Regions from separate parts of the Mus musculus genome. Here all the other regions are linked to region 2. A link is a loop called in an ENCODE intact Hi-C map of the cell type or tissue named here. Cell type or tissue: left cerebral cortex. All regions are shown on one strand. Each heading gives the region's core, and the rest is flanking DNA. Links, peaks and the distances in the headings are about the cores only.

Region 1 (9,995 bases), core at 1,281-9,280, 93 kb after region 2:
ACTGAATAGCAAGAAAAGACATCTGTGACCAACATATAATACTGATGCTAATAATGCCTTTTCTTTGACATATGGAAAGGCACAGCCAGATGGAGGGTGGTAAGTTTTAATATCTTCTCTTGTTTTTTAAAGATTTATTTATTATGTATGCAGTGGTTTGCCTGTATGGATGCCTGTAGATCAGAAGAGGGCACCAGATCTCATAGATGGTTATGAGCCACCATGCAGTTGCTGGGAATTGAACTCAAGACCTCTGGAAGAGCAGCCAATGCTCTTAAACTCTGAGCAATCTCTCCAGCCCCTTAATATCATATCTTAATACCATTATCTTTAATATCATATCTTCCTTAAAGAAGGAATTTCCATAAGTCAGAGAGAAAAAGGTAACTCAGACAAAAATAATGTATATGGGAAGACATAAATCAGAAAAGAAAGACAAATGGTCTTTAATGTTATTACAAAGGGCACTGAACTTCATGTAAAGAACATAAACTAAAGCTACACACGGTAAAGCTACAAAGAGGTGGCTCAACCAAGTTCTCAGATGGCACTGACACAGCTCCTTACCCTGAACATCAAGGCACTGTACAGTTCTATACATGTGCTAAAGTGGCAGACTGCAAGGGCGCTATGCCGCCCCCACTGCTGGACCTGTAGTCCGGCTAATGCGCCGCAGTGACATGGCAGTCTCCTAGCTGACTCTATGTTATAATTATGGAGACAAGCAAACATGGGCACTCTTTGTGCTACTCTGTCCTTAATTAAACAAAATTAATTAACAAAACAGAAAATTACAGGTGGAAAAACAAAAAAAAACCACATACTCGTTGAACATTTTACACCTGTCATATTTGTAAAGAACAAAAGTTTAGTAATATATAACAAGACCCTGCCGGCAAGAGTATAAACTTCCCTATATTTTCTTGTAGAGAAATAAAGAAAAATCTAGCAAAAGTCACATGTTATTACATAAAGTCTTTGATGTATCAGCTCCACTGTGCATGTGTGTAACTGCTGCAATGTCTAAGAGGTAACCACTGCAGGTCCTGCCAACCGTAGAGTGGGCGCAGTCCCAGTGTCCAGCACGGAGAACTGGGGTGTGGTATGAACAAACAGTTTTCTGTAGAAGGGAACGAGGGAGCTCTCTCTAAAAGCATGTGCAGAAGCTGCCTGTCTGGCAGGGGAACTGGAACAAGAAAAATGATCACTGTAAGCTCTTCAGTAATTTTGGGTTTTTAGAGACAAATGTCTTAAAAATAAAATGTAAGGTAGCTTCAAAATTATTTAACATTTTTATTTCATTTACGTATTTGTGTGTGCGCGCGCACATGCATGTGTGTATTGGGGCCGGGGGGAGGTAGATGTGTGTGTGCCACAGTGCACATGTGGAGGTAGAGGAAAACTTGAAAGAACTGGTTTTCCCCTCTATTATGCTAGTCCTGCAGATTAAACTCAGGCTGTAAGGCTGGGTGGCAAGTGTCTTTATCTGTTGTGCTATCTCTCCAGGCCTAAAATCACTTTAAAAATGAATATATTTATAAGAATTACTTATTTGCCATGTAATTTTTAAATGTTTTATCAATAACTGAATAACTTTAAAAATATTCCAAGTGAGTTAGGTGGCTTTATGAATTAATAAAAAAGAAGAAGATGACCTACCACTACTGATAACACACTTCTCAATGTCTGTAAGCTCTTCCTTGAAGTTAATGAAGTATTTGTAGAGGGCCCACATGAAGGCCTGGTAGGTTCTAAAGGGAGCGTCAGGTTGCTTCTTAGGTATGGGGCCATTTCCCGGTGGTAGACTTTCAGAGCTGTGCCCCATGACTTCATCAATGAACTCCTGGAGCCGAAACACAACCTGGCCATACGCTGCTATTTGTTCCAGCACAGATCGTAAACAGCTCTATAACACAAGTCAAGTGTAAGTATTCAAAGCTGCCTTCTACACAGGTTCAATTGTAAAGAAACTGTGTGATACATGACAAAGGAACATAATGAGTTTAGTTCATATTTAAAAGAAACAGTGAACAATCAGTTCATACACACTACAGAATTACGGCTTATACTTTTTAAAAACACACATAAAGTACAGAAAAAAAAATCATTACAGTATCCAGCTTTCTCGATATAGAATATAAGAAAAAAAATTAAATAAAAATTAAATGTCACAAATATTTAAGAATTGGCTAAGCCCAGTAAGCACAACTTAATTTTGCTTTGTAGAGCTTTAAAATTTATTCAATAAATTTGATAATGTAAAATGCCCTAAAGGCATATCACCACCATTTAAAAGACTGCTTAATTTTAAATTTAATTTTTAAGCAACAACAGATACTTACATGTGTCAAGTGAGTTACAATAATATTGTTTCTCACAGTTACCTTCCCATCTATCAACTGAAATATAAACATCTTTTTCACCCCTGAAAGTAACCTGAAATGAAATAAAAAAAGATCAAGATCAATATGCTTGAAGTCTACTAAAATAATCATTAAAGTATAGTTGAGAATTTTATTTTGAAAATTCAGAATTGGGGGGCAAAATGGGTCAATTGCACGAAAATGGGAAGAGTGTCAAACTTCACAGGATTAAGACTCAAGATATTTATCTCACCATCATTTATAAGTTCAATCACCCCACCACCCCCGCCCCGAGACACACAGACAGACACACACACAGAAAGACACAGCCGCTAAATTCCTTAAGATACAAAGATACCCCTGCATGTTTAAAACTGTAAGAATCTTGATCGAATATTAGTACCATCTAGACCTCATCAGAGGCTGCAGTAGACTCACAGTGTTGGGTACAAGCATAGACAACTCTCACAGACACATTTCAAGTGAAAGAGTCAACAGCAAACCTTGCTTTAAATTCAGATATTCAAAAATGATGGTCTAACTCGATCCCAAATTATTTAAAACGGGAAAGAATTTATCAAAATTACACATGCTTCACAGTGAAACCTAAAGTCTGAAATTCATCCCTAAGGCCTGTTGCTAGCCTCCAAGTAGAATGAACATCTTGAGTCTATGCCTTAAACACAGAAGAAAACAATTTTACTTGTCACTAGTACAGCCTCCCAGGCTGATGCATCTTACCACAGGGTCTCCCGAATGACCTGTGTCTCAGTAACCACCACCCTGTCATCTGGCACGTACAGAGGGTCACTGCTGTACAGGTGTTGATCCCTATTAAAGAGCAAACATCAAAGGTCAACAGAAAAGTTTTAAGTAAAATTACTCGTCTCAATGACTATATGCAACTTTATACTCAGCAATGAACAAATAAACACAATAAATGCCTTAAGTTCACTCTATATTCGTTTTTCAGATTCACTGGAATCTTTTTAGTGAAGCATGTTCAGAGCAATTACAATTGTGTTTTGTCATTCAATCAACTGCTTAAAACTATGCAATTTTTTTAAAAAAATTAGTGTAATTTTATAGTAAGTGCACTCAAATGGAAATTAGATACAGGCTAGCATACACCAATCTACTTAAAATGAAGATAAACATAGTACCGTTAGTAATTTCATGATATTAAAATTAATTAGAAATTACTCAAGGGAGGTAAGACTTAGGTCAGCAAAACAGTGCTGTCTAATGTGTCTGAGACCTTCAATTCATTACCACCATGATGTTATGTGCACTCTTGCATACATTCCACTACACTTGTTTAAAACTAACAAGTTTACAATTCCAGACTTGATTTAAATCACAAATCAAAGTTGTATTTTTAACCATCAAAGTTTGTTCTGTCATTATATTAAACAAGAAGTTTAGCTTACCAGACAGCAGCTAAATTGGAGTGCAGATGTGCACTGTGTGGAATTCGGAAGCGCCTGGTTGTCCAGTACTGATGAACTACATGCTGTTCCAGCCAGCTCCGGCTATCTGGCTCATCTGCCACAAAAAGTGGAATACATATCAATCAATTTTTACAGTGACTAGGTACTTTCACCTCCTCCTGACCAAAAGTGTAGCTCCCTAGGGATGAAACTCTGTCTATGAGGGCTCTCCCATGGCCACAGTGTAGTCTGTGAGAAGGCTGATCTAGATTTACTCATGTTGTCACAAAGATAGAAGGTTTAAGAATTAGAAGGACCAGGTGGTGCAGTGCATGCCTTTAATGCCAGCACTCGAGAGGCAGAAGCAGATCTCTGAGTTTACGCCAAGTCTAGTCTAGTTAGTTCTAGGGTAGCCAAGACTACACAGAGAACCCTTGTCTTGAAAACCCAAAAGAATTAGGAGGGGATAAAACTGTTACTGCCCACAAATTAAAAAGCCCCCAAAAACCCAACAAACTACCAAATTTACAAGGAAGATTCACCAAGAATGTCCAACACAGACAAACCACAGAAACCAACAGTGTTCTTCTATACCTACGTAATCAAAGTAAAACAAATTGCTCAAGATCCACAACAATAAAAAATGCTAACAGGCGGGCCGGGCATTGTGGCACAGGCCTTTAATCCCAGCACTTGGGAGGCAGAGGCAGGTGGATTTCTGAGTTCGAGGCCAGCCTAGTCTACAGAGTGAGTTCCAGGACAGCCAGGGCTACACAGAGAAACCCTGTCTCAAAAAAACAAAAACAAAAACAAAAAGCAAAAAACAAAACAAAAAAATTGCTAAGAGACACAGAAAGCACTAGATGAATACTTGAGAATATAAAAGAGAACATGGCCAATAAAGACCTCACAAATCTTAAGAGGATGGGGTGGCTCAGTGGCAGAGTATGTTTACTTCCAAGAAAAGTCTAACAGAATATAAGATGATTAGAGAAAAATGGAGGTATTGTCAGCTTCCCCAAGTTAAATCTATACATTTTCTAAAACCCTAACTAAAAATCCAGCTGGAATTATTTGTCTCACTGCTTCTAAAATGTCCATAGAGTACAGGTTCACAAAGAGATAAGGCAATTTTGAAAAGCAGTGAAGGATAGAATATGTATTCTCTACATTAAGACAGAAAACCACAAGCTACAAAACACCAAGTCTGTCCCTGGGTAGACAAACACTAAAGTGGCAGAAGATCTGTAATAAAGTACAAAGGAGAACCTGATGCATAATCAAGATAAAACCATCAAACAATGATGTTGCTAGTCTTTAGTCTCATGGTATATAAAAAGCAGACTCTGGAGACATCTAATGATTCAAATGTGATCCTATCCAGAGTCTAGTCAGGAAAGTGTAGTCTTCATCTCTCATTAAGGAAAACTCTCTTTGCAACGGATGAAGACAACTATAGAAAAAGACATCCAACCAAAATGCAGATTTGTAGAGCCCGGTCCCAACTGATGCATCTTCAAGACTCCTGCATCTAAGGCTCAGAGACCACTGCAGAAGAGGAAGCAGAAAGACTGTAGAAAAACAGGGAGTTTGCTTTGCGGTTCTGCATCCTAGGAATGTCAGTAAATCCCCTCAGAAAGTCTCACCAACATGGCTGCCTGAACATAACCTGAACAAGGTCAACAACAACAGACAAGTTAATGTGCATCTGAGAAAGTTCATGAGATCTCAACCCTACACAAAGAACTACAAGCCACCAAGGAATGCGGAGAGCTTGGGGACGGGGGAGCCTTCCTCAGGACAGAACACACCAATTGGTGGTCCAATACCAAATGTAAATGGTCAGCCCTGAAAACATACATACAAATTAGCATTTAGTCTAAGTAGTTTGTATTCAAGTATGAGATAACAAAAAAGCCATGAATTTAAAAGAGAACAAAAGGAGGAGGCATTTGAGAGGGCTTGGAGAAAGAAAAGGGGTAAAAGATACAATTATTTTAATACCCTAAAAAAAAGGAAAATAAATCCTCCCCAAATGCAACAATAATAAAACAAGCCCTCACAAAAATACAGGAAAATGTTGGTTTTAAGCAAAAATTTCAAGACCAAACATTGACCACCTGAAAAATTGTTTTGTTTAAAGATTTTAAATGTTTCTTTATGTAACAGTTTGCGAGTGTGTGAATGTATGCGTATGCCTGCAGTGCGCGGAGAAGTTAGAAGAGGATGCTGGATCCCATGGAGTTGGATTACAGGCGGTTCTGAGCAGCTCACCTGGAAGCTGAGAACCGATCCCTGGTCCTGGGAGAGCAGCATGCTCTCTTAAGTGCTCAGCCACTTCTTCAGTGGCTAAAATTCACTGGTTTGATTGAAAAATATGAGGAACAGAGATTATTTTTGATTTAAGCAAGATGATTAAAGCTATCTGCAAAATGTTTAACTTGAGAACTAACATCAGCAAAGAAATGTAGCAGAGAAGGCAATAGATACAAAACCAAATGACGTGGGGCATGATGGTACACTTCTATAATCACAGCACTCGGGAGTCAGAGGGAAGAGAAGGGACTCAAAGAGACCCTGTCTAGAAACAACCCAAACTCCACTGGAACAAGTAAATGATGGCAATTATCAAGGAATACACAGAAGAATCAAGTCAACAACTATGTGAAGTCTTTAAAAAACAAGTTGTCAGCTAAGTGCAAACAGACAATTCCCTAGACCTAATTGAATACTTAGGAGATTATGGAGGCAGGAACTTAATATCAAAGCCGAATTCTCACACAAGAGCAGATGGAGCTGGGAACTTGGGGAGAAGAGGTAACTTGGGGCCTATCATCAAGGGAAAGTGTGTTGGAAATACAAACTGCAAACTTCAGACAGTTTAAGAACTAAGGAAGAGACGTTCCCACGCTAATATGGACAGATCTTAGCAGATCTAAGGAAAGGTAAGCAAACAAGATTTACATATAAATGCCAGTTATGTAATTTAACATACCAATAGGCTAAATGTTTGCAATGCAGAACAATGACTGACATATAGACAGCAAATAAATTAGAACAGTTGTTTAAAACAGGAAAGGGGTATTAAGACTGGCATTCAGAAATAACAGTGGACAAAATATGTATAATAGGATTTCTTTATCTTAATCTAGTATTTTCTAAAATTTCTACCAATCCTAGTTGCTCACTGACAGATGAAAAGATAAGCATTCAAGTAAAAAACAAACTTTACAGTAAACTTTCTTCCTTTACTAACTTCAGAAAGGTTAACCCTTTTATAACAACAAAGAATGCATTTAGGACCAAGTTATCAGAACTACTACTGAAAAACTACATTCTAGGGCTGGAGGGATGGCTTAATGGTTAACAACACTGGATGTTCTTGAAGAGAGCCCAAGTGTGCGCCATATAAATGGTGGCTCACAACCATCTGTAACTGCAGTTCTAGGGGATTTGATGCCCTCTTCTACCTCTGTGGGCACCAGGCTTGTACATGGTATAAACAGTAACATAGCAGCCCCACTACAAATAAAATAGTACTAAAACTATTAGACTATTAGTGCTATGTTTCCTTTTTGAGCTGACAGAGGGATAAGAGTTATAGAGCTACTTCTTAGGTGCACACTCAAGATCAATTAGCACAGTGGCTCTCAACCTGTGGGTAACAGAAGATACTTTGAACAGCAGGTACTTCTATTATGGTTCACAACAGTAGCAAATTACAGTTCTGAAGTAACAAGGAAACAGTGTCATGGCTGTGGGTCACCAAGGCCTGAGGAACTTCCTGAAAGGGCTGCAGCATTAGGAGTGCTGAGAAGCACTGTACTGGAAATGTCAGAGCTCAGCGATAGTGTCATCAATGCCATCAGTCATCAGCCTGTCACCCGAGACCTCCTGTGAGAAATCACCAGCACTGAACCATGTATAATACCTTCCCAGCAGACTTGAGGCCCCCCTTTTCTGTTGTGGTCTTGCTCTTCTAATGGGGTCCTGTCTACCTGTATCCCAGAGTCTTCTCTGCTCAAGGGCTGCTGTGCATCTTCATCATCACTGTCTTCAGACCAATTCTGATTTAAGGAGAAAAAAGATCTTACACTTGAGACTGTAACAATTGGAGTGACTTAGGCTTAAAAATGTAGAACATTTCTGAAGAGAAGCAAAAGCCGCCTTCATCTCATAAGTTTTCATAATGGTGATAGTCTGATTTGAGGTGATAAAAATCACAGGCCTGCCGGGCGTGGTGGTGCACGCCTTTAATCCCAGCACTTGGGAGGCAGAGGCAGGCGGGTTTCTTAGTTCAAGGCCAGCCTGGTCTACAAAGTGAGTTCCAGGACAGCCAGGGCAATACAGAGAAACCCTGTCTTGAAACCAGCCCCCCACACACACACAAAACTGAAGATCTTAGTCTATGATGTCTACAAGCATGGGAGTAGTGTAGATAAAGACTGAGGTGACGAGGAAGGGCAGAGTGCAGACAGAAGTTTCTATGAGTCATGAAGAGCTAGTGAAAGCTAATTTGTTTCTAGTTTCAACTCAGCCAGATTTACTTTTTGTGGTCAATATGTGAGTTCAAATGTCTGTGAATGAAAGCAGCAAGAGCCACGAATGAATTTCAAAAGAATCCCACACGTGTTACTGCTTTGAAGCAGTGACTGAGAATAACACATGCTTTTCAATTTCCTTGACTAAAAGTACAATAGGAACTAAATATAATTAATCACTTAGTACATTTATTGCACTGACCTACTTAAAAATAATTATTTTGGGAAAGGATATTGTAATTTGAAAATTTTCTCCTTTTACTTCTGTTTAAAACAACACCAAATAATTATAATCTATTATTAAATATGTAAATAATGTTGACATACACTGACTTAGCCCAGAATATTAATAAACCTTCCATAATCCACATCGCTAAAATGTTAATATTTTGCATTTTACTTAGAGTGTGTATGCTCATCATGGCTCACATGTGTAGATCAGAGGACAACCTGCAGGAGCGTCTTCTCAGCATGCAGAGGAGCCAGACTCACTGGCTTAGTGAAGAGATTTCCTGTTAAATAGCATGTGCTATGGCAGAAGGCTGCACTAGAACTATTGCTGCCACGTGGGCAAGTACTTATATTTACATCAGCAAAACAAAAGCCACTTACCGGCGTATCAATATTTGGACCAAGGCCAATTTCTTCACCTTCCATCAGGTACTTCCCCCAGTCAAAATCATCCTTCTTTTCTACAATTTAACAAAGGAACCTCAGTTTTATCATAAATATCTGGGAGAAAAAAAAAACCTCAACAACGCTAAAACCCATAAAACTACAAGTAAAAAGAAAACCCACATAAAATTAAAAATACATTCAAGGAACTAAATTTGAAAATATTGAGACACTCGGGACTAGGAAGTAGCTGATGTCGACCTAGCATGTATGGAGCTGAAGGACAGCTGGGCAAAGTGGCTCACACTTGTAATCCTCGACCTTAAGGTAGTTCAAGGTCATCCTCACCTACATAGTGTGAAGCCAGCCTGGGCTACATGAAACAGTCTTAACCATTTGAATTACTTCACCTTCAAGTGTTGAGTTTTCTCTTTGTAAAATAAAAGTCTGAACTCAAAAAGCCAGAGCTTATATTTTAAATGAAATTTTGCGTTCATCCTAAGCAAAAGAAATAATTTCTTTCTCTGTATAGCCTTGGCTGTGATTTTTAGCTTTTAATAAAAATCCCGATGAGTATACGTAATAAAATAAATTTGTATCTGGTAACATACCCACTTCTTTCTCTCTCGGTGTTTCCACATAATTGCTGTTTGAAGGAGAATCAGACAGACACAGAAGGAGTGACAGTATGGAATAATGTGCATCTGTCTTTAAAATAAAAAGAGAGACAGGCGAATCAGCCGGAGGTTGGTAAGTGCTTCTGAAGCCAGACTGAGTAATGAAAGAGCTACACAACACTTGTTTACACACCTGCTCATTTTAGGAAACATGAGTTATCATAAGGTAAATTGTATTCTCTAAACTTCTTCCATAACTCAAACGTTTACATAAAAGGAGTCTAAGTCACATGAGGTTTGGTTCCCTAGTTCTAACAAGTGTAAGACATTTGACTGGGTTAAAGATTTTATTTCTATAGGAACTGTAATATAATTCTCTAGAACATGACATTATGGCTAAGTGATGTTATTTTCCAGTGGCAATATGCA
Region 2 (9,995 bases), core at 767-8,766:
CTTACACCATAAAGTGTATTTTACCAAAAAGTATACGTCACCATTTAAACTACTGTGCAGTTTTTAAAAGTTTAATTATTTGAATCCTCAGAAAAATAAGTTAAAATGTAAAAGGTATGTGATGGTTTGTATATTCTTGGACCAGGGAGTGGCACCATTTGGAGGTGTGGCCTTGTTGGAATAGGTGTGACCTGGTTGGAATAGGTGTGTCAGTGTGGATGAGGGCTTAATACTCTCACCCTAGGTGCCTGGAAGTCAGTCTTCCACTAGCAGCTTTGGATGAAGATGTAGAACTGTCAGTTCTGCCTGCACCATGACAGCCTGGATACTGCCATGCTCCCACCTTGATGATAATGGACTGAACCTCTGAACCTGTAAGCCAGCCCCAATTAAATGTTGTTTTTTATAAGACTTGCCTTGGTCATGGTATCTGTTCACAGCAGTAAAACCCTAACTAAGACAAGGTATTTAATAAAAGGAGCTAAAGCTGGTCCCTTACCTCTGCCTCAATCTCATCATAGAGAAACTGCTTGTTGAACTTGGTGAGCGCATAGTGGGCACTGTCGTTGTACAGGTCCAAGGAGTAGAGGACGTACCTGCAGAGGGGGAGATCAGTCACTTCCCAGCCAGTGAAGCCAAGGACTTGTGGCCCTCACAGCTGCCTACTCTGGAGAAATTTAGCTGTCAAATGAAGAAAACCACTTAACTGTCATATGAAAAAAAACCAATTCCTTACTTCCCATGGTAAATGGTGTTCCTGTACAAAGATGAATGACATAGGTTTACAACATACCACCAGAATAAAGAACACCAGGTGCCTGCTCCTGTATGAAGGACACACAAAAGCTACCCAGACAAAGGCGTCCATGACTTTACCTTCTCCATGTTGTGGTTTAAAGTGTTTTATCAATATCAGTAGTAAGAGTTTTGCTTTGTGTTTTTGTTTTTGTTTTTTTTCTATTTTAATTCTGAATGAATGTGTGAAGGTACATGCATGTGTGCCAAGGCCTCAGAGGGAGGACACTCACTCCATCATTGATGCCTCCTTGGTCTCTAGGATGTGGTCAGTCAGAATCCAGGGCATAGACATCTCAATGGGGAACTGGATCCTCCTGCCCATGGTCAGCTCCAGGAAGAACTCTCGGAACCACAGCTGGGAAAGGTCACAGCACTGCTGCAGTGTTTCTTGAAGGGTTCAAACGACAATAGGTTATCGTTCATGAGCAGGAAGAGATTCAATACAGAGGAAACAAGAGGTGTTGCACACGGGATGTGACTCCTCTATGCTTAGCTCCCAGCCATGCAGCATGGATGCAAGCAGGAAGGGGTCACTGGACACTTCACATGAGGGACAAGACGAACACGGGTATGCTATAAGTATAGGTCAGGACCCTACACCTTCTGAGCAGCTAGTGTCACCCTGCCATCAGAGATCTTAGGAGCCCTTCTTGGCAGGAACAGGGGCGACAACTTTTTGAAAAGGAGATGTGGAAATAGGACCACAGGTTTAACATCCCTAATCGGAAAACCAGAAAGAAATCTCAGATGCTCCCAAATCTCAAAATGCTGAGGTGCGACGTGACGTCCTAAGTGGAACATCACACAGCCCGTCTCACGTGATGTCCTAAGTGGAACATTACATAGCCTGTCTCACGTGCTGAGCTGAGCTCCAAATGCACACACACAGAGTATGGTATGGTAATGCAGTGTCCCAGTGACAGGGTCACAACTCTGAGGAAGTGTGCAACAGTGTGCTTGGATGCGGACACAGGTGGAGACGAGTGTAGCGGCACGAGGCAGCAACTGCACTTGACAGAAATGAGGGTATGCAACATGACTGCTCAATCCTCACACTATGCGCACGAGGTGAACCAATATCAGTGTGTTTAGACTTGGATCCCATCCCCCAAATTTGTCATTATATATAGTTAGCTACCTGCTGCCCGCCCCCTAGACTCATGATCTGAAGCATTTCTGGTCCCATACATTTCAGATGAGGGATATTCAACCCGTCCTTCCCTTTATGTAGGGCAAACACCAGTCCTAGGATTATGTGCACATTCAGGAATGGTTTAACCAATACAAAACTAAAAATGGAATTAAACTATCAGGATTTACTGTATGTTCTCAGAGCTAACAACAACAGTGTTATTATTTACTTCACGGCCTGCAACACCGCAAGGCCTGACCTCCTGCTCTAAGCAGAAGACATGAACAGCTGGATGAGGCCACAGGCAGACACAGAGGGTAGAAAGCACCCACCAGTGCCAGGTCAAAGTGGCTGGTGTCACCAAAATGGTGGCTAGTGTGTCTCAGGGCACTTTTGCTACCTGGGCGGTGGGGAACAGCGGGGCCGTGTCTTCTACGCATCAATGCCTGGACTTTGATCCAGGTAAGAGGTTCCATTTCCCTGTTTTGTGACCCTGATTTTGTGTTCACATGACAGGGCCAACCAAAACCCTACTGTCCCTGTCCTGTTAAGGGCCATGTCCTACAGAGACCATGGCAGAGGCCAAGGATGGCAAGGGACTGGGGGGGGAGGGCATCTCCAGGATGTCTGGCCACCACCACAAAGGTTAGGACGTGGCACCATGTGGGTGCGTGAAGAGATGGGTAGGAGAATGGTGAGGTAAGCAGAAGCGTCCCGGGTGGTGTTAGCAGGGTTAGAGCATGCCAGGCCGGATATTCTGCTCAGCACTGTCTCTTACCACTGAAATTTATCAAGTGAGTGTAGAAGAATGATTCTCGATGAAATTTTTCTATGTCCAATATGGTGGGCCCCTCAAGGCTACTTCTCAAGGTTTTCTTGGAACCACTTTTGTCTGCAATGAGGGACTCTAGCATAGTTCTCACCATGTAAAGCTGTATTATCCAAGGAGATATTTGTAGGGGAAAAAAATATAAATGGTACATTAGTCACATCAAATGGGAAAATCTATAGAAGAAGAACTGCTCCACTACACCCTGACTAAGTCCCACGCCCACAATCAGCCTGACACAGACAGGCTGTCCAGAGGGCCTGGGGATCCACATAGCCAAGACGCTGCCTCTTAGGATGAGCTATGTGTAGAGGAGCAGCTCGCCTCCGTGCCATAAGCATCAACAAGAAAAACAAACGATGTCTTACCACCAAAGGTTAAAAGAGGTGGATAGGTGTACGACTGCCTCAGAAACGCGTTTACCACATGCAAGAGCCTTTCCATGCCCAGAGACTTGAGCTGCCTCAGCAGCTCGGCAGAGCTCAAGGACTCAGCCATAGTGCGCACCAGGTAGAGCTAGACATAGACAGACAGGGAAGGAGAAGCGGGAGAGAGCCGTTAGTCACATGATGCACAGGTCTGAGTCGGGGGGACACAGGGACAGGCAAATGGAATGGAAGAGCGGAGGGCAGTGATATGCCTCACACAGACCCCAAGAATGGCCAAAAGCCTTCCTCCTGATCTTCAGAGGGTTCCATAGAGACCCAGCCATGGGCTTTGCTAGTACCTTTCTACAGGAGGGATAGAGAGTATGAGGCCTCTGAGAGAGACGTGTAAGGAAGACAGGTTCCCAAAGCGGAGGAGCATATAAACCAAGTGTGAGTCAGTGGGAAGCACCCCGAGGAAGGCCGACACACGTCGGAAGAGAAAGCAGAAATGGTGGCTTCAGACCACGACGTAGGAAAGCAACAGTTCATTTTTTAGGAGCGCTCGATTTATAGATCCGACGTGAAAATTACAGTCATACATTTAAACATTGAAAGGGAAACACAGACGTGCCGGCACATGCCTGCAGGGCTAGGAGGCTAAAACAGAGGACCGCTGAGGCCGAAGCTAACCCTGAGCTATGTACAGTGAGTACCAGGCCAGCCAAGGCTGTAAGACCCTGCCTTTAAAAATACAAAAGGGGTGCTGAGCATGGAGGAGCATGCTATAATCCCAGCACTCAAGAGGCGGAGGCAGAGGTCATAGGATCAGAAACTGGAGGCTAGCCTAGGTTATATCAGACCCTGTCTCCAAAAAGCAAAAAGGAAACAGCATAGATAGGAAAAATGTAGGCATATATTTCATAGACAGAGGTAGAATTGTTGTCAAATGACTTCTGCAGTTAAATGAACCAACCGGATACTCACAGGACAGTCTCAGGTAAGGTTTCAAATTGAGTTGGGCAGGGTACAGGAGAAGAGAAGAAAAGCCTCAGGCAGAACGGGAGTGCCTGGCAGATCCAGCAACCACCATTTCAGCCCTGCCTCATCTGCCCCCCACCCCGCCCTTAGCCCAGTTCTAGGATAAAGATGACGAGAACCTGCGTGCTGGAGGGTCCCACAGCACGGCGTGGCACCTTGATGTCAAAGCCACTCTTAGGGTCCTTCTCTCCCCGCAGAGCTGGGTCGTTAAAGGGCTCATGCCCAGTCTCCCAGTCACACACAGTCTTCCTGATGGCCTGTAGGACACTGAACAACCCCATAAAGTCATCAGACACGGATGGCTACAATCACAGCATCTCCTCACCGAACAGGCAACGCACAGCAAAAATCCTTCAGGCTGAGACAAGCTAAGGGTGTAGTTCGTATGAAAGTTACAAAAGCAGAGGGCATCCTTTAGTGCTACTATTATCCCCAAAAGTGTTATCTCAGCTGTAGTTTGCACCAATTAGTCAGGAAGCAAGGTTTAACTTCATGAGAAGGTCAGGTGGCCAAGCGAGGGCAGAGAGAATAGAACTCTCGAAAGCCCACCCAGTCAGCAGAGCTCCCCCTGGCTGTGGCCCATCATTTTGTATGAGGAATGGGAAGCCATCACACAACTCAGGGGGACTGGACACGTGCCTTGGCTCACTAGAAATATAACCCCACTGCTAACAGGCGCTATTAAAGGAGCACCACCCAAGGACTTGAGACATCTCATGGGGACTCTGGAACCTCTTGGGGAACATGGTAAATAACATGCAAAGTACAGTATGCATTCTATAGACTCTGCCTAGTGGAACAGGTCTGCTTTTCATCACGGGCAAGGACTTCTATATCCAATATGCCTCCAACGAAAAGTGAAAGGCTGCGACGAGGAGGGTTTCAGATTTCATATCTGTTTGAGGCTATGAATATTTGAATATAAGTAAATTTTTTCAGGGGACAAGACACAAGTCTAAAAAGGATAGTTTATATATATATATCCAGATGGATTAAATAATTTTGCATATAAAATTATCTAATATAGGATGCAATTGTCTACTATGGCATTATACTGTCATTACAGAGTTTTGGGTTTATAAGATCCAGTAGTAAAGTATGTTTAGTATGTACAAGGATCCATGCTCATCCTTAACACCACACAACACATGTAAATGTACATACATGTAAGAGCTCTCTCTCTCCCTCTCTCTCTCTCTCTCAGACTTTTGGAGAATTACAATGTACACACAGTATGGAATTTTACTTATGCTACAAGCCAATATTATCTTAGGTAATAAGCATACCAAGTATAAAGCAAAACCAGCACTCTAAATTCCTGAATTCTGGTAGGTTTCATTTACACATGTTTCTTTGAAAGTCAACTTATATAAAAAGCTCACATTTAAAACTCTCAAGATCTCTTAAGTTTTACCATATCTAGGTCGTTTTTGCCAGACTTGTAGGAGAATCTAAAAGAAACCTGCCAAAGATGATATATTTGGTGGTGGGGGGGGGGGGGAGAAGAATGTGGGGCCTCGTATCCCTGACTACCTGGTGACTGGAATCGTCTCTTGTTCCTGGATTGCCAAACTCCTTGATTTCAGTCGTAAACTAGCTACTGTTGTTCAGGATATTAACTAACTCACTACATTCTATGTAGCTATAATCATCAAAAAAAATATAACTAGGAGTTAAATATAAATGTACTGAGCCTACTTATGAAAATATGACACTCCATCTGTCTGAATCTAGGCTCCATCCACTGCTTTGGGGCTGTGAGGGGGTGGGGGGCTTGGAAGGCTGACCTCTGGATTACGTTCTTTTTCTTCTTGATGGCCTGTCGCAGTGGTTCCCTGAGGGTCACCTGGGAGAAGTCCTGAAGCGCAGCGTAAACCGTGTGTCTGATGGCGTGATTGAACACACTCTCCATCCTGCCCATCAGCACCTGCAGGCCTTTGATCATGGCAATCACCTGTAAGGACACAGCTTTCAGTGGCTGGACAGGGACAGGGGACAGTCCTTCATTGCCTGGGTCTCTTTCTCACGCACAGACCTTTCCCTGATTTCCCTCCTTTCCACTACAAAGCTACCTTGTCCCATTGCCACCTTCCCCAGAGCAGAGGACCGGGTGTGCTCTGTGCCTGCCAGCAACTGAACTCATCTCTTCTCACCGTGAGTACACCTGACTCAAGGACACCCTGGCCACCATGCCCATCCGTGATGGACTTCAAATGCAGAGGAAACATTCAAAACGCAAATATGGAAGGAATCAGAAAAGGAAAAGGAGTTGCAAGAGTTTGCATATTAAATTCCACTTGTTAAACAACAATGGGACATTGACTTAAAACGTGGAAAAAATACTAGAAAAAAATGAAGTCAACTGTTTGTTTTTAAAACAGAAGAAACTTTTACTTTTTAAAAAAAGTGCATGAGATAGAGGCTAGAGACATGGCTCAGCAGTTAAGAGCACTGGATGCTTTTCCAGAGGACCTGGGTTCAATTCCCAACCTTCATATAGTGACTCACAACCATCTATAACTCCAATTCCAAGTCCAGTGACCACTTCTTGCCTCCATGGGCAACACCCGTATACATAAAATAAGTAAAATAAACTAAAGAGCACATGGGAACTATACCTGCATAAAAATGAAGGCATTATGTATTTGGACTCAAAGAAGCAAAAGAAGGCTGAAAGGTGAAGCCAAGCTCTGAATATGAACATTAGAAATGCAAAGCTTAAAGGTAATAGTGATGCAATCATTATCATGAATTTACAAAAAGAATAGCAAAGTGTACCACTAAAAGTATATGGGAAGGAATATGGAACTATGTGTGTGTGTTTATATCTTTACAACACAGAAAAAAATGAATAAAACAACAGAGAAGTCCAATGAGTGATCAACAAAGACAAAAGTTGCTTCGTAAACAATAAATACTGACCAGCAGGACTGGCCAAGGAAAAAGACGTAAGATATAGATGATCAGATTCAGAATAAAAAGGTAGACATTACTGTAGGTAATAATAATTATTATTATTACTGTAGGTAATAATTAATAATAATTGATGATGATGATGACGATGATAAGTCTTCAAAAGAGGAAGCTCTGCCCAGTGGTCACTAAGCTAATGCGCTACCTCATTAACTCATAAGCAACAATCCTAAGCCAATCACTAGGTAACTCAGTCTAGGAATAACTAGAAAGAGAACACAGAATAACCAACATGAGGTGGTGAAAGAAATGTAAGCGCAGCTTAACAATAATACCTAGAAAGGGAACTAAAGAACTCTTACAATTCAATAATCAATTTTAAAAATAGGTGAAGATTTTGAACTTCTCCAAAGACATCACAGGTAAGTGCCAGCGACGAATTAGTAGACTAATTATGACTAGGAAACAACCAAGCCTGCCTGTCGTATGGCTCTCCTCCCATGGGGCAGAGACCAAATCCCAACCCATCGGCTGTCTTCCCACTTCTGAGAGACTACTCTCCACTCACAAGCTCTCACTGAGGGGCTGGCTACCTGCGTTGGACAGGCTGCCAACACATACCTAAGAAGCTAGCAGCCACTCTTCTCTCTGACAGACGCAGGGGCTGCCCACCATACAAGCAATGGCATCACATGACAGTCTGCCCGTGCTTTCCCTTTGCCTTTGGAAGGCAGCACTGTCAGCGGCAGGGAGAACAGGAAGCAGAGCTTTCTCACCTCCACCAGGGCAAACTTCTCCTCAGTGGTGTAGTTGTAGCGTGTGGCTCGCTCGTACTCCTCAGCGTTGTCGGGGCAGTCCTTGTTGGAGTACTTGTCTGTTGGATGTACAAGTTTCCAGGAATACTAATGCAGTCAGAGAGAGAGAGAGAGAGGGAGAGGGAGAGAGATTAATTCTATGCTGAAAACAAAATACTTGATTTTGGACAGACAATAATAGCACGGCTGAGTCCACCAAGAAGTGAACCTTTAAAACCTGTACTGCTTTCTGAATCAATCTCAATCCCAACCTCTCTCTCTTTGTTTCTCTCTCTCTCTCTCCCTCCCTCCCTCCCTCCCGCTCGCCCCTCCCCACCCCCCACCTCAAAAAAATAGCAAACACTCAGTCATATAAACCAAGCTTAAGAACTAACCCAGGTAAAATATCCAAATTACTGTATGCTGAACAAGTAAAACTTTACAACTTGTTTGCATTTAAAACAAAAATTTGCCTTTTAATTTACCATGTAGTCGGGCATGGTGGCGCACGCCTTTAATCCCAGCACTGGGGAGGCAGAGGCAGGTGGATTTCTGAGTTTGAGGCCAGCCTGGTCTACAGAGTGAGTTCCAGGACAGCCAGGGCTACACAGGGAAACCTTGTCTCGAAAAACCAAAAAAAAAAAAAAAAAAAAAAAAAAAAAAAAAAAACCACCACAACAACAACAACAAAAAACCCAGCCAAAAAAAAAAAAAAAAAAAAAACACAAAAAACACAAAACACACACACACTTTTTAAAAGGGAAAAACGTATGCAATTTATAGTTGAATGTTTATATGTTACCGAAAACATTTTATTAAACCTTAAAGATGCAAATGGTTACAAGTCCAAAGGGTGAGATGCTGGACAAAGGAGAAGAATGGGAGCTGGAGAGATGGTAAGGGCACTTGTCACCGAGCCTGATGGCCAAAGAAGCATTGCTGGTAAACAGTCTTGCCACTGCAAGCTATCCTCCAACCCCCATAGCTTTAGTTCTATCTGAAAAGATGAAACCCTTCACAGGATATTGCCAAGGTCTGGAGTAAAAGCACTTGTAAGCAACTAGGAGTGACTGCAGTCACTCCGATGCCCACACCCGTGACGAATGCTGTGCCTACCACTTCCATCACGTGAGCGCTCCACTGCGACAGAAGCTGCAGGCCCTGCAGAGCCAGATCGAAGAGCTTCCGGTACTCAGCATCTGTCTTCTGGGCTTCCTGCCGGCCAGACCCTGTGACTACCTAGGACACAGAGGCAAAGGCATTAAGTAAGAAACCCCACCCAGCTTCCCTCCGGTCTCACTGCCGTGGCTTGCCCTCCTGAAGAACTCTTGAACTCTCTCAGGAGACCTGTTAGCATTCATTAGGGCTGTGTGGAGAGGTCACTGGAGGGCCTGCTCCTCTCCTCAGTGTGTAAGCAGTTCATGGCTGCTCGGTTCAGTTGTATGCAACTATCTGAAAACTATCCATGTTACTGCAAGTACCCCAGTTAAACTCTTAGTTCGGGAAACTAGACTTGGAGAGAATTGTTTCTTTGATTTGCCATCAGTGCCCTATCTGGAATAGACAGTAGTTTCATCTCCCCCAGGAAAGCTCATATAGCATCCAGAAATGCTACTCTAGAAATCTATTTCAAAGTCCCATATAGAAAGAAAAAAAAGAAAGAAAAAAAGATAGAAAGAAAGAAAGAAAGGAGGGAGGGAGGGAGGGAGGGAGAGAGGGAGGGAGGGAGGGAGTCTGAACACTGGGCACTGGTGGCACATGCCTATAATCCCTTTCAGTTTTGGTTGTTCTTATTTTGTTTTAACTACACAGTGTTGGAGATGGACCTCACACATGCTGGATACTCTTGTGTGAGCTATAAGCTCAGTCCCATGAATAGACCTTTGTATAAAAGAGATGTATAACCGCCCAATGAATATGTGAAAAGATGTTCAACAACATTAGTCAGGGGATAACTTAAATCCAAACCTGTTGAGAACTGGCTGTGGTCTGATCTAAATCACATCACAATGCTAGAAACTGCTTTTTCAGGTTGTGCCTTGCCCTAATAAACTTCATTTTACAAGCAGCATTTGCCTCTGGACTCAGATACTTGGTAGGCATATAAGTCTATAGAGCCATGC
Region 3 (9,995 bases), core at 1,050-9,049, 54 kb after region 2:
AAATCGTAAACCAATCTAATAACTCTTTTTTTATAACCTGTATATATTCTAGAAGAATGGAACCCTAATTTATCCCTAGCAGTTGCTACTAAGTGAAACAGATCAAAAACCTTGTTTGAGACAGACACTGAGGGTGATGGGGACTGAGAGGTTAGCTAAAGCCAGGAAGGTACCCTGCTGTAATACTGATTCAACAGATGACTGAGGGTCCAACATTTAGAGGACAGTATTTTGTACCTTTTCTTCTAATTTTTTTAAACTGGCAAATTTAAGGACCTAATGATTGAACTCAACACCTGGCTTTCCATCTAATCTTGGACTATTTCATCTGTCCATGCTTCACCCACCCACCAAGTGTGGTAAATAACAGCTGCATCTATTTCAAGGACTGGGCAAATAATACGTGAACTGAGAAGTCAGCAAACTACAGGACGTTGTCTTTTTACATAAAGAATTTCCCTGGCAGACAGCCACACCCACTCATTTTCCACGAGGCTCTAATGCTACAGCACATAAACAAGGCCCACAGAACGGAGACTATTCACAATCTGCACCTTTGCCAGAAAGGGAGCACTGGCTTACAAAGATGCACGAAACATGGGATGTCTTAAGAACGTGAGCACAATTTCCCTTCCCTGGTGGTTTGAACTGGAATGGTCCCCAGAGGCTCATCTATTTGAGCTCCCTCGTCTGACAGTGGCAGTACTTGAGAAGGATTAGAACAGTGGTTCTCAACCTTCCTAATGCTGCCACCCTTTAATAAAGTTCCTCATGCTGGGCTGACCCCCAGCTGTAATTTTTGCTACTGTTAAGAATCACAATGGAGAACTGGGCGTGGTGTCGCAAGCCTTTAGTCCCAGCACTTGGAGGCAGAGGCAGGCGGATTTCTGAGTTCGAGGCCAGCCTGGTCTACAGAGTGAGTTCCAGGATAGCCAGGGCTATACAGAGAAACCCTGTCTCAAAAAACCAAAAAAAAAAAAGAATCACAATGGAAATATTTCCAATGGTCTTAGGCAACCTTTGTGAAAGGCTCGTTCAGTCCCCAAAGGAACCTCAATGTACAGGCTGAGAAGTGCTGTATTTGAAGGATTAGGAAGTGCCACATTGCTGGAGGAAATGTGTCACAGGGGCTTTTGAGATTTCAAAAGCCTATGCCAGGCCTCTCTCCTCTCTCTCCCTCCCCCTCTCCATCTCTCTGGATCAGGATGTAGCTCTCAGCTACTGCTCCAGTGCCATGCCTACCACAATACTCCTGCCATGAGAATGAACTAAAATCTCTGACACTTGTAAGCAAGCCCTCAATTCAATGTTTTCCTTTATAAGAGTTGCCTTTGCCCAAGCGTCTCTTCACACCAATACAACGGTGAGTCACCTTCAGAGTGATGTCCTTGAGCATGTACTCAAGGATACTGACACAAGATCAACTGGAGTGTTGATAAATGTTAAAGCACAATATCAGGCGCTGAAGAGATGGCTCGGTGGTTAAGAACACTTGCTGCAGAGGACCCTGGTTCAATTCCAAACACCCTCATGGCAGCTCATTATCATCTACAACTCCAGTCCAGGGCATTTAATGTCATCTTCTGGCACCAGGTGCACATGTGGTGCACGGACACTCGTGTCAGAAAAATACCCAGAAGACCGATCAAATACATTATAACACACCCACACTAAAGACGACAGTTGTACACTGCCTATCAATGTTTTGGTCAGTTATCACAGCACTCCTAGAACTGTATGATGTAATTAACATCTGTACCTATTTTCATTTGTCTAATTAAACTCTGATGCAGGGATAGAATTGTGCAGATATACTTTAGCATATATCACTATAGTTTGAGCAACACATGACTGTATTATACAATCAATAGAAAGAATTATTGAACTCAGCCGGGTGTGGTGGCGCACGCCTTTGATCCCAGCATTCGGGAGGCAGAGGCAGGCAGATTTCTGAGTTCAAGGCCAGCCAGGGCTACACAGAGAAACCCTGTCTCGAAAAACCAAAAAACAAAACAACAACAACAAAAAAAACAAAACAAGAATTATTGAACTCTCTGTAAATAGAAACATTTAAGGAATTCCAGCTGAGCATCAATAAGTGAAAATATATAACACTTGGAATGCAATCGGTGTTACAGAAACTCCGATTCAAACAAAAGAGGCTAAAGTCGGGGCAGAATGCTTCAGTACACATACAGTTGTATATACTTCTGAACTATTTAAAAAATTGTTGAGGTGGTGTTTGTAAATTTTCTCACCTTTAAAAGTACTATTTCAGGCTAGGTTGTATCTTATTTCTGTAATGTCAGCACTCAAGGAGCTGAGATAGACAGGAAAGGTGGTGGTATCCACACCTCCAGTCTTAGCACTCAGAAGGTGGAGGCAGGAGAATCAGGGGTTCAAGCCCACCAGGACTTCGGGAGACCCAACCTCAAGCCCCTTCCCCTCCCTACACACAAAAAGGCTAATGTAGAGGCACCATGAATTCAAGGCTGTCTGGGCCATGGAATGAAACCCTGTCTCAAAACTCAGGAGGGGTAAAGATGGCTCTTCAATTAGGAGCTTTTCAGGAGAACCTATGCTGAGTTCCCAGCACCCACATGGAAGCTCACAATAGCCTATATCTCCTGGTCCAAGAGATCCAATGGCGTCTTCTAGTCTCTACAGACTTCTGATGAATGTGATGCACACAAACTCATGCAGGCCACAACAACCACACACTTGTCAAATACATATTTAAATTTGCTTTTTTTTGAAATGGTAAGATAAAGGGAAAGAGAGAAGAAAGAACGTTTTAGTCTTCCAGGTTGTATCCAGAACTACATTTTTTAAAAAAAAACACTTATTTATTATTTGTGTATGGAGTGTGTTCATAGGGAGAGAGAGTAAGTATTTCGGCACAAATCACTGTGTCCTTGTGGACGTCAGAGGACAATTTTCAGGAGTTAGTCCTTTCCTTCCACTGTGGGTTGTAACTCAAGTTGTCAGACCTGTCTGTCACCTATACCTACTGTGTGTCACCTATACCTGCTGTGTGCCACCTATGCTCACTGTGTGCCACCTATACCCACTGTATGCACCTATACTCCCTGCATGCCACCCCACCTTCCCAAGGCTCTACTTTTCAAAGCACTGACTTTACTTCTTACAGACATATTTGACTAGTGTTTTTGTAACCAAATAATATTATATATATATATATATATATATATATATATATATAAAATCATTAATTTTTCACTTTAATGGTGTTTGGCTGGTAAAACACCTTGGACGGCCTTAAATATAGCCACCCCCTCCCCAACACCCCCATACTTATTACTGAGAACATAGAACCATCTTAAATGCAGACTCCAAGATTGCCACAGGACTTTCTGGAGAAAGCAAAATAGCACTATGAAAAGATCAGCAGTTGCCAAGAGTTGATGGTATGAAAGACCTCACTACAAGGGACACAGGAAAGAAAATCTTGAGGTGATAGGAACCAGTTTGGCATCTTAATTACAGTGGCAGTCAACACTCCAAAGCATGAATATTACTATATGTAAAGTTAAAAACACGCTTAAGTGCCAGGGAGATGGCTCAGTGGATAGCCGTACAGGATTTCAGATCTCAGAACCCACATAAACGACAATGGGCATGGCAACCTCCCTCAAGTCCCATTGCTTCCAAGGCGGAGACAGGGGACCTCCGAAACAAACTGGCGAGCAAGACTAGTCCAATCAGTGAACTCTAAGTTCAGCTGAGAGACCTTGTATCAAAGAATAAGGTGGAAAACGCCAAATCAGCCTCGGGCCTCTACATGCACATACAAACACATTCACACACCTGTGCACCCACATCTAAAAACACACATACCACAAACACACACATACAGTGTTTATTCTTTAAAAAAACCTTAATACATACTTCCTCAAATACACAAATACTTAGAGGATGTATTTTCTTAGAGAGACTTTTCAACTGCAGCATTTTATCAAGGTTACAGGGAAGATGCTGTTAGGGGAAGAGGGAAAGAGAAGTATTCCCCGCAACATTCCTACTGAATTCTTACAATGCATGTCTGCAGTAACTTACATGTATTTAAAAACTGAATTAATTCTTTCAGGCTATGTGCTTGTAGGCTTTTTAATAAGAACCACTAACATACTCAGAACTAGGGGAAGGCTGGTATTCAGGTATACCACCGGTCTCGCGTGCTTCAACTTCCAGCCAGTGAACTTGGCCAGGGTCTAGGATCAATACCCCCACCTTGGCAAGCGCTGATCTCAGTATCAGTACCTGTAGGAGTACCCCAGTACCAGCGGTGCTTCAAACACGACTCAACTAAGCGATCTGTTAGCCGACAACCAAGAGAAATCTCTGGGCTCCCCCATGCAACACACGGATTGCCCGATGCTTCCCTCTGCCTCGCCCTCACCGATCCCCAGTTGCATATCTCTTCCTTCTTTTCTCACACTCACGAAATGTTACAAATTACGCAGATGCTTTAGGCTTAAAGTACAAAATTCGTTACGAATGTGCGGCGGCGCACTACTGCTCCTGAACAATCCCGTTTCCTTAACAAAGCCCAAAATGCCTCTCTCCAAGAATCTGAGGACGGCTTCCCTAGACCACACTCTCCTTCCTTTCCTCTGAAGGCAGAACCATGGTGGACTCGGGGTTGTTTTGCCACTTTAGTGCAACATAAACTATTCGTCGCTCCTTACTTTTCAATAGTAAAATACTAAATATTAACGTTGTCTCTTCCTCTTTGGAGCTAAACCTCGTGCCGGAAGCGCGAGATCTGGGATCCTAGTATCCAGGGTGAGTCGGGGCGGGGGTTCGGGGACGCGGGGGTCCGGGACGCGGGAGCCGGGCCACCGGAGTGCAAGTTGTGCAGCGCGGAGGGAACAGGGAATCTGCACTGGGAAGCCCGTGGCCGGGGGATTCTGGAATGTGATTCCGGGGAGGGAGCCCTGGAGCCGCCGAGCTGGGCCGGGAGTCCCGGGCTCCGGAGCTGCCGTGCAGAGACCGGGAGACTCGAGAGCCCAGGAGGCAATCCCGGGAGGCCGTGCGGTCCCGGAGGCTGCGCCGAGGCCGTCTGCAGGCTCGCCCCACCGGACTACAGTGGAGCAAGGACCCCGAGGCCAGGCGACCGCCCTTACCTGGTCTGCGCCGCCTTCGGTTGTCCAGGGCGGGCCCCGGGAGCTTTCCTACCCCAATGAGTCACTTGGGCGGGTCGGGAATGCACCAGGAAACACCCGGCCTCCTCCCCTTCCTCCGGGGCGGCGCTGCTCGGCTCGGCCTCTTCCTCCCGGCGCTCCTCCCTCCTCCCGCTGGCTGCCTTGGGTCCGGCTCCTCTAGGCCAGCCCGGTCGGCCCCCAAGTCTCCCCAAGTCTCCCGTACCGTAGCCCCGCCTGCCGCTTGCTGCTCAGGTCACCGCAGCAAAGGAAGCCGGGATTTGCTTGGTGGGCTCCACCCGTCAAGCCGGCTGGGAGAGGATGAAGACTCAGCGCCACACTGCCATGCTCACCAGCCTCAAGAGTTTTCCCTGATTTGGGGGACCTCTGTTGAAGCTAAGGCCAAATGAGGAAAGAATTCCAGGACTAGCCAGCATAGAGCTGGAAGTTTTACTAAAGATACTTTAAAAAAAATTTAAAAAAAAGGAATTCATTATGTGTATGAATGTTTGGCTTGCTTGTGTGTCTATGCACCACGAGAGTGCCTGGTGCCCGCAAAGGTCCAAAAAGGGCGTTGGATCCCCCAGCAATTGGGTGTGGGCCAGTGAGCCCATACATGGGCCATAGGAATTCAACATTCGTTTTCCTATAACTTGTCCTCAGTGATGGTGAGAAGCCTCAGTAAATCCATGAGTGATGGGCTTATCTTCCTCCGCATGTCCCCCAAATTTTCACTGCCTCCTGTCCTGCCTCTGGTTGAACTTCAAAAGAGATACAGAAGGTACAACCATGACAGAGAAGGGGCGCATGTATGTATTAAATGGTGGGTGCAAGGCTGGAGCGGCATGTAAAATGCTCCAGACCCAAGGAAGAACCCATTCTGGCCCCTAAAGTAACAGTGCTACCATCTCATCTGCCTTCTGAGGACTGGCAAACTCAAGTTCAGACTCCTAGGAATGGCTGACAACAGAAAACCTGACTTGAATTTGCCCTCCCTAAACCCGCAGAAAAGGAAGGGAAAAGTTAGTTAACATACATCTTAATGCTGAACTTAGTAGAATAGCTCCAAACTTCCTACCCTTCTTCACTCCGGACGCCCCTCCTTACTGCTAAGAATTTGGACATTTTGTTTGTCGTTGGGGTCTGACAGTAACTAATGTAACCCAGGCTAGCCTTGAACACCAGATCATGTCTCCATCCCTCAAGTGCTGAAATCACAGGCATTCACCAACATGCCTAACTCCCACACCAGTTTGTTTTCCCCAACTTAACAGAAATAAATCTTTACTAAGTAACTTTTAATATCAGAAAAATAAAACTCGTGTAATTGTATTTACAACAGACACACATCAGTGTTTTCACCATCTTAGGTTTACCACAAAATGTGAGATGTTAAACTTATTCAAAAGTATAATCCTTGTAGCTTCTCTACATATGCATAACAAGAGTATAATAAAAATTACAAAACCTAAACTATAATGATAATACAAATGTAACATGTTGATTCCTTGGCGCAGCAAAAATACAAAACGCATGCTTGACAATGTTCCCCTGCTTCCACAGAACTGTAATCTAGAGATTAAGATTCAATACTGGCATTTAACTATCCGACAAGCAATTTGAATTATATCATTATATGCTGTAGAGAGAATCTCAGTGTCACCTGTCACTAAAAATGCCTATGCCCAATGAGCTGAGGCAGCAAATAGGAGATGGGACACTGGCAAGAAGAGAGGAGATTCTGGGAAATAGTGAGAATATAAAAGGAACCCATAGGGAGGGACTGTGAAGGATTCAAGCAAGTCTCTGAGGGAGAGAAGCTGAGGAGACACAAAGGAAGAAGCAGGCTGGGACTGGAGGAGAGGTAACTAACAGTGTGTGAGACATAGAATAGTTTAAAGGGTTAGATAAGTTACAATCTAGTCAGGGACTGAGCCAATGCTCGTGGCCTAGGCATTTATTAAAAAGTTGTTAGTCTCACAGTGATCATTCTGGGAGCAGGGGCTGGGAGGAAAAACAGATTGATTTGTTTTTACAATATTTCATCAATGCAACTTTTTTTATACTAAAAAAAATAAAAATAAAAACCATTTGTGAGGGCTGGAGAGATGGCTCAGCGGTTGCTCTTCCAGAGGTCCTGAGTTCAATTCCCAGCAACCAGGTGGTGGCTGTAGTGGGATCCGATGCACTCTTCTGATGAGTGTCTGAAGACAGTTACAGTGTAAATAAATAAGTAAAAATAAACAAATCTTTTTTTAAAAAATTAAGAACTTTTAAATGAAATGGAATTTTTCAAGTGGAAATGAAGGTTAAAATTGACCTATTTATTATTGAATACACACGAGATTTAAATTTTTTTTGTGCTGAGAGAAAATAAAAGCTCTTTTGTGGGGAAAATAATTCTTCAAAATATAATTAGTAGAAAACCCACCAGTGTGTTTCAATGCCAGCAGATATGAGAACATACTAAAGGTGAAGTCCCACACACCCACAGGTGAAATGCACAAGTATATTTTAAAGAACTCTTTGCTTGTAACTGGAAATGGGTTTGAAATTATGTAAACTGACTAGAGATTGTCACAGCTGTTCCCATGATTTATGGCAAGTGCAACACTATCTCCCTCCCTTTCTCCTGTCTTAGTGAAGAATACAAATATATTTATAGCTAGGCAGTGATGGCACACGCCTTTAATCCCAGCACTTGCTAGGCAGAGGCAGGCAGATCTCTTGAGTTCGAGGCCAGCCTGGCCTACAGAATGAGTTCTAGGACAGCCATGTCAGTTACACAGAGAATCCCTGTCTCGGAAAAAACCAAACAAATTAAAGCATATATATATTGTATATATAAAACAAATTAAAGCAAATATATATGTATTATATACAAATATATAAGCAAATATATATTTATATATGTGTGTATGTATATGTATACATTTGCATATACCTATATACATATATATACATTGTACAAGAAAATATGGATTGAACGTAAGGTATTCCACGTGTTGATATGTAGTGTAAATATCAATTAATAACTTGATTAAATTAGTGAATGGAATGTTCACATCTTCAATTTTCAGGCAATATAGGTGCATCCAGAGCCCATACTGAAATGGAGGGACCCAAAGGGTCATTGCCACATCCACTAAGGGAGGAGTAGGAACTCACAGTCAATCAGCAGTATTTCTGATCCACCTTTGGTTAAATTCTCCATGAGACCAAGGTCAATGTAGCAGTTTCTGTCCCATTATAACCAGTGATCTAGTAAATGGACATGAACCCTGTAATGACCCACAAGTAATCAGAATGTCTCAAATAATTACCTGCAATCCTGCAGAACTGGGCATAAAGTGTTGTACTATAGAAACCAAATGAACCTGCTTTGTCCAAACCAGCAGTGTAAAGAAGGTAGCTCTGGATGTGTCAGCCATCTGTAACGTCAGGTATCAACTGTATCTCCTCTTAATATACCCTGAAGCAACCCATTGTCTGTAATTCCAGACTACACATTTGGTTTAGAGGTCTTTGTCCTGGTTATATTTATTCTTTGGTCAACTTGACACAAGCGAGGGTAATCTGGAAAGAGGGAACGTTATTGAGAAAGCACCTCTATCAGATTGCCTGTAGGCAAGTCCATGGGGTTATTCTTTTGATTAGTGATTGATGGGGGAGGCCCAACCATTATGATGGCTCCCCTCTAGACAGGTGGTCCTGGGTGCAGTGAAACAGCAAGCTAAACAAGCCATGAGGAGCAAGTCAGTAAGTGGAGTTATCCAGTCTCTGGTTCAGTTCCTGACACCAGATTCCTGCCTTCACTTCTCTCGATGGGCTATGACATGAAAGCCAAATAAACCCTTTCCTCCCCTGGTTGCCTGTGATCATGGCATTGATCAGAGAAAGCAAACAAAGGCAGTCACACTGCTTACCATCTTCACCTCGGCTTCAGCAATTCTTACACAAGCTATGTAAGGAGTCTACAGGATGGTATTAATAATTCAAATCAAATTAATAGACAAGAGGCTACTTAGGTGTAAGGAGCAGAGGAAGTCCTGAGTAATTAAAGTTGGGCCCGTGTATACAAAAACCAGCAATGGCAGTTTATTTCTTCAAAATCTTTACAGTCTGAGACGAATGCCTATAGAAATCTGGGGAAGAATAGCCAAATATTACGTGATGGACTCTTCCTGAGAAGATGCAACCTACATCTACTCATCCCAGATAGGGAGCCTATGCAGGCTTGTGTGTTTGCACAGTGGAGCCTCTAGATGATACTGCTTCAAAAGCACACGCACAAGAGTCTACACTGTAGACTCCACAGAATCATTACGAGGTGTAGCCTTGCTAGAAGAAATGTGTCCCTGGGGGTGGGCTCTGTGGTTATACCTGATCTCACTTCATGTTTTTCCTCTGCTCCCTGACTGTCTGGACAGCCTCATGGCTCTTGCTAGCATGCTACCACAGTGATGGACAGTATCCCCTCTACAACTACAAGCCTGTCTTGTATTTCAAACCACAATTGCAGTTGGGTACATGAAACATCACGGAAAAGGAAGAAATTCAAGATCCATCCCACCAAAGGAAAAAAATATTGGTGCGTGGAGGGTGGGCTGTTGCTATATATTGTGCTGCTAAATACTAGCCCCCAGGGTTTGGTTGCCCCAAGGGATGAGGAAATCCTCTGTATACCAAATGATGCGTTTTCCTCTAAGTTGCTTTGGTCATAGCATTTTATCACAGCAACAGAAAGTAACACAGAAATCGAGAGAGGTATGGCTTGCAATTAAAGTTGAAATCTATATAACAGATTTGGAGTATAATTTGCCCCTGTGGAGT

The links. Peaks named below come from ENCODE experiments on the same cell type or tissue, not always from the same donor. Only the 100,000 strongest peaks of a DNase experiment are listed, where the experiment ranks them.
Region 1: a loop joins it to region 2, with 4 times the contacts of the local background. A loop is called at or near these places in 6 of 42 quality-filtered maps.
Region 3: a loop joins it to region 2, with 2.2 times the contacts of the local background. A loop is called at or near these places in 3 of 42 quality-filtered maps.

What each region holds. Positions count from the first base shown.
Region 1 is chr7:55,798,494-55,808,488 of GRCm38, reverse strand. It overlaps Tubgcp5 (tubulin, gamma complex associated protein 5), which reads right to left. Exons shown (of 23, transcript NM_146190.3): 4 at 9,561-9,657; 5 at 8,947-9,026; 6 at 7,725-7,860; 7 at 3,794-3,908; 8 at 3,105-3,194; 9 at 2,343-2,436; 10 at 1,660-1,906. Among named protein-coding and RNA genes, the nearest start is that of Tubgcp5, 9.4 kb to the right of the region's middle. In left cerebral cortex, for the core only: no CTCF peak of the experiment used is centred there; no DNase peak of the experiment used is centred there.
Region 2 is chr7:55,891,105-55,901,099 of GRCm38, reverse strand. Cyfip1 (cytoplasmic FMR1 interacting protein 1) reads right to left here. Exons shown (of 31, transcript NM_011370.3): 12 at 8,989-9,111; 13 at 7,855-7,980; 14 at 5,953-6,119; 15 at 4,285-4,432; 16 at 2,709-2,862; 17 at 1,029-1,185; 18 at 500-596. Among named protein-coding and RNA genes, the nearest start is that of Cyfip1, 54 kb to the right of the region's middle. In left cerebral cortex, for the core only: a CTCF peak has its summit at 4,750; a DNase peak (open chromatin) is centred at 6,021; H3K27ac peaks cover 1,218 bases.
Region 3 is chr7:55,837,460-55,847,454 of GRCm38, reverse strand. It overlaps Cyfip1 (cytoplasmic FMR1 interacting protein 1), which reads right to left and starts at 5,384. Exons shown (of 31, transcript NM_011370.3): 1 at 5,148-5,384. In left cerebral cortex, for the core only: a CTCF peak has its summit at 5,273; DNase peaks (open chromatin) are centred at 4,531 and 5,264; H3K4me3 peaks cover 2,602 bases; H3K27ac peaks cover 1,693 bases.